Linked DNA regions of Homo sapiens: region 1 is linked to region 2. The links are chromatin contacts, found by Hi-C or POLR2A ChIA-PET in ENCODE. All regions are on one chromosome and are shown on one strand. The core of a region is the stretch at or near the end of the contact, and the rest is flanking DNA. Distances in the headings are between cores, read along the strand shown.

Region 1 (2,700 bases), core at 157-2,656, 510 kb before region 2:
GTGACTGATATGCCAGAGACCAAGAACAACAAAGACAAGGAGGACTCACCTGCCTGTTCAGTGACTGCATCTGTGAGGAGATCAAAAGCCAGAGATTAGCACACAGCATTTGCCCTCATAATTTATAAATTTATATTACTCTGGTAAATTGCTCAAAAACTTCTTTCCATTTTCCCTTTCTTTTCTATTTCCCTAATCTCTTATTACTAACAATTCAATCTCCCTCGAGCACACATCTAACTGTCATTCATTGTAGTCAAAAGGCAAGTTGCAAACCCAATGCTTGACTAAAGGGATTGTCGAGAATACCCATGTTGGATATTTAGTGACTCTCCTTGATTTCATTTTCCTTCCACCATCCCCACCACTCTATCTCACACTCTGACTTTTCAAGTGGTAGATAGACATGACAACACGATCACAAAGGGCTCATCAGGAAACATACATTGTGAGAGTTCCAAGAAATCAACAAATCAGTCTCTTTCCTATGGCCATATTTCACGTTAGAGCCCTTTGTATTCCAATAACAAATATTTATTTAGTGCCTACACAGCATAGAGAAAGGGATCTTATTTACTCTCTCACCCAGGCTGGAGTACAATGGTGCGATCTTGGCTCACCACAACCTCCACCTCCCGGGTTCAAGCAATTCTCCTGCCTCAGCTTCCCGAGTAGCTGGAATTACAGGTGCCCACCACCACGCCTGGCTAATTTTTGTATTTTTAGTAGAGATGAGGTTTCACCATGTTGGCCGGGGTGGTCTCGAACTCTGACCTCAAGTGATCCACCAGCCTTGGACTCCCAAAGTGCTAGGATTACAGGTATGAGCCACTGCACTCACCCAGGAATCTTATTTTCTAGCAGCAGCTGTCATCTCCCTCATTGTCCACGATTAAACAGAGGAATATTAGCAAAGGGTCTCAATGCATCTGCTGAACCCAAATCTTATAGATAACAATTGAATAATCGGTGTTCATGGAGGAGAAGGGCATTGCTAAATGCTAATATTATGAACATTTTACTATGAGAACATTATATTACTCAATGAGATCTAAGATATCAAAATAGCAATTCATGACCAGCAAATGGAAAAGTGGTCCACCTTGAACATTAAGCATTGTGCTTAATGCTTAATGGATGTGCTGCAAATTCACTGTCCTCAGCCTACTTCTTTGCATCTGCCTTTGAAGCCCAAGCTGCAGGCAGGACCTGAGCATCCCCACCAGTCCCTGGGCTCCAATAAAACCTCCAACCTTTTGGGAGCAGTAGACCTCATTCAGCTGCCACCTCACTTCTCAGTCAAATTATTGAACTCACCAAAGATGACCAGCAATGACCACAGCAGCATGAGGACCTAATCCAGCTATTTGAAAAGAGATGTACTCTTGGTCACCAACTGGAGACTCTGAGCAGGCGATGAAATGTGGTTTTCAGAATAGGTTTTGTATAATTAGCAAAAAAGGAAGTAGAATAGTGCCACTATGTTTAACCATTATCTTTGTCCTGGAAGGGCTAAAACAATTATAGCTGATCCTCTCAATGCCAGAGAAATTTTGTAACTTGACCCTCATTATGATACCTAGCATTTACATATGGGTTGCAATGAGTCAGACACAGTTCTAAGTGCCTCATGCTTACAGAGTTATTTATTACCTTCAGCAAGTTTCTGAATTGGCACTATCCCCTTTCACATGAATAAGGAAATTGAGGCACTAGTAAAGGTAAGTGTCTTAGTCCATTGGGGCTGCTATAAAGAATACCTTAGACTGAGAAATTTATAAACAACATAAATTTATCACTCATAGTTCAAGAGGCTGGGAAGTTTAAGATCAAGGCACCAGTAGATTCAGTGTCTGATGAGGGCCTGTTTCTCATAGATGGTGTCCTCTATGTGTCTTCACATGATGGAAGGAGCAAACAAGCTCCCTCAAGCCTCTTTTACAAGGAGACTAATCCTTTTCATAAGAGTTCCACACTCATGACCCCTAAAAGGTCATGTAATAAAAGGTGGGTACCTTTTATTACTATTGCATTGAGGATTAAGTATCAACATAAGAATTTTGCCAGGACACAAACATTCAGATGATAGCAGCCAGTAAAATGACCAAGATCAGCTTAATCAATTTCTAGTAGTAACAGATCTGGGATTCAAACCCAGGCAGCCCAGTGTCACAGTCTGGCTCTTAAACATTGTGCCCTATTATCTTGATATATTGCTTCTCAAGGTTCATAAAATAATAAGGCCATTGTTTCAATAGCTCATATTTCTTAAGTAAAATTTTTCGTAGTCATTCGATGACTTTCTAGAATGAGATTTTACTAAACTTCAAAACACTTGCACTATATTGCTGAAAACATTGCCATCTTTCTAATCTGTAATCACAACATTGCCTATTTCTAATCTGCATTGCTTTTTGTACCCCAGGCTGATCCTAATACAGTTATCTCACACAAAGCAAAGCGCGTGTTATGTGAACACCTATTATCATGCTCACTTTGATTAGATGTAGTCCCAGTAGATGTTGTCTCATCAGTGAACCTTATGCAGGATGAAACTCTAAACCAAAAAATCACAGGTGCTTATAAATGAGGGACTGACTGAAAATATTCATAGACTCAATGTTACCTGTTCAGGTACTTAACATTTACCTGAATACTTAACATTGAATTTTTAACAATTGGATACTTAACATTTTATTC
Region 2 (2,700 bases), core at 193-2,692:
TTCAGGGCTCAAAAGATCTTCCTGCCTCTGCCTCCCATTTAGCTGGGACTACAGGCATGTGCCACCACATTTGGCCAACTTTTTAATTTTTTTATCGAGATGAGGTCTAACTTTGTTGCCCAGGCTGGTCTCAAACTCCTGGGCTCAAGTGATCTTCCCACCTTGGTCTCCCAAAGTGCTGGGATTACAGGCATGAGTCATTGTGCCTAGCACAAATTCATGCCCAGATTTTAAGTGACTGCTCCAATGCATTCAGTGAATAATTAATATGATTTAAGAAACACTATAATAATAAATGTATTTCCTGGATCTCAAAAAAACTGTGTTCATGTATTTACACATATTAACCAGCCAGGGTCACTGATAAGTCACTGAATACTTCATATAAACTACTTAAATCAAACATTGACAAATGCTGCCCTTTTTATACAATGTGTTTTGGTCAGATCACAAAACAACTTAAATTTGGATTTTTGTGGTCTCCCCATGTATGAGTCCTCTTGAAAAGCTGCATGTTCTGACTATCACAATCGTATACCATTCCACACTGTACAGAATTTTCAGTATTTAGTTGAGATGCATGCTGTTCTTCCAGGACTTCAAATTATGAACTTCCCAGGGGGTTAGTCAGTCAAAATGCTGCTCTAGAGAATATAGTTCTAAGTAGATTTGTATCTGGGATTCTATACATTGAAATTAAAATCACAATGCATTTTAATTTTTTGTTTAAACATCTGCAGTTTAAAACTCTTTGATAGAAGAGATTACATTGTTAACCTCTGTGTGTTTATATGCCTAGTAAGACACTGGTATCAACCATGTACTATGTAATTTTTTAGTGAATGACTATACAGATTAAATGCAGTAGAAGGGCTTCTTTATATTTGTTATGGTCCTATGCATTCTGAATGGCTGCAATTTAATCTCTAAGGATAATGTAGAGTGGACTGTAGTTTATATAATTGTGCAGGGAAATCTTGGAAGATGTAAAAAGCAACGTCTCCAATTTATAAAAGAATCAGTGAGAATGAGGAAATAAGAAAGATGGGTGAAAAGAGGTGAAATTGGAAAGAGAAAACTTTGAGGACATTCAAAAGGGGGAAAGAAAGAATGGAGTGATGAGAAGAGGGGACACTATGGAGAGTGGAGGCAAAGTTAAGTGGAGAAACTGGAAGAACTGTGATCTATTAAAACAAGCAGGAACTGAAAAAATGACATGGTTTCTCCTTTTTATCTTACAAATGACATGCAAAATCCAGAGGGACAAAATGACCTTTCTTTCAATGCCATACACCACTTTGTCTAAGGCAGTTGAGGAAGGGAAGTAGATATAATGGAGCTTAGTGGCAGAGCAGCTGGAATCCTGAGAGAAGAGAATAACTTTAGTTCAGAGCAGGTGGGGAAATGAGAGATTGAGTAGGAGGACCAAGGTTGAGGGAAGCAGATCTTCTTAGTTGCTGTCAGCGGCTGATGGGGAAGATTGTTGGTAGAAGGAAGTCAGAATATAGGTACAGAGGGATAAGTTTGCTAAGAACAGAGATCAGCAAACAGCTTTTCTGAGAGAAAGAAACATCTGCAAATGACATGCTGTTTCTGCAGTTTCTGCTGCTAGCTCTTCTTCTCCCAGGTGGTGACAATGCAGACGGTAAGAACATCGCTGTCAGCTGCAAGGTTACATGTATCTGGGTAGAGTGTGCTGGGCTTTCCCGAGATGGATCAATAGAGATGCCAGAATGCTTGCCATCTGAGCATACCTGTCTCCAGGTCCAGTTTACTCTTTTGGAGGATGGTGGCAGAGCATGGGCTCTGTGTAAGGAAAATGTTATAGCTAAAGTAGTCATTAATGTTTCTCTGTGGTAACTGGTTCAATTTCCATTTCCTCTCCATTTTCCGTTAAAACAATCAGGGCCCAGGAAAATGATGTGGTTTCTCCTTTTTATGTTACAAATGACACGCAAGGTCCAGAGGGATGAAGCAACCTTTCAATGCCACGCACCACTTTGTCTAAGGCAGTTGAGGAAGGGAAGTAGATAAGATGGAGCTTAGTGGGAGAGCAGCTAAAATCCTAAGGGAAGAGAGTAACTTTAGTTCAGAGCAGATGGGGAAATGAGAGATTGAGTAGGAGGCCTAAGGTTAAGGGAAGCAGATTGTCTTAGTTGCTGTCAGTGGCTGATGGGGAAGATTGTCTGTTGGTAGAAGGAAGTCAGAATATAGATGTAGAGGGATAAGTTTGCTAAGAACAGAGATCAGCAAATGGCTTTTCTGAGAGAAGGAAACAACTGCAAATGACATGCTGTTTCTGTAGTTTCCGCTGCTAGTTCTTCTCCTCCCCGGTGGTGACAATGCAGATAGTATGAACATCTCTGTCAGCTGCAAGGTTACATGTATCTGGGTTGAGCATGATGGGCTTTCCCAAGATGGATCAATGAAGAAGCCAGAATGGTTGCCATTTGAGCATACCTCTCTCCAGGTCCAGTTTACTCTTTTAGAGGATGGTGGCAGAGCATGGGGCTCTGTGTAAGGAAAATGGTATAGCTAAAGTAGTCATTAATGTTTCTCTGTGGTAACTGGTTCACCTTCCATTTTCTCTCCATTTTCCTTGCCTCTCTTTTTTTTTTTTTCCTTACACTACTTGCCCTTCTTCCACCAAAAGCATCCCAGGAACACGTCTCCTTCCATGTCATCCAGATCTTCTCATTT

The links. A loop is a pair of places that touch in the nucleus more often than their neighbours do. ChIA-PET counts read pairs that join two places held with the same protein, here RNA polymerase II (POLR2A). Pooled maps may share reads with other maps.
Region 1: a map with no recorded cell type shows a loop between it and region 2 (7-fold over the local background). The contact joins the promoter of FCRL2 here to the promoter of CD1C in region 2. A Hi-C loop is called at or near these places in 8 of 37 single-sample maps with no recorded cell type and 5 of 50 pooled maps. POLR2A ChIA-PET finds 5 or more read pairs at or near these places in 1 of 52 experiments (PC-9).

What each region holds. Positions count from the first base shown.
Region 1 is chr1:157,775,726-157,778,425 of GRCh38, forward strand. FCRL2 (Fc receptor like 2) reads right to left here and starts at 1,407. Exons shown (of 12, transcript NM_030764.4): 1 at 1,318-1,407; 2 at 50-70. The coding sequence starts at 1,348.
Region 2 is chr1:158,288,481-158,291,180 of GRCh38, forward strand. CD1C (CD1c molecule) reads left to right here and starts at 1,443. Exons shown (of 6, transcript NM_001765.3): 1 at 1,443-1,645; 2 at 2,654-2,700. The coding sequence starts at 1,585. It also overlaps a transcript of CD1B not described here.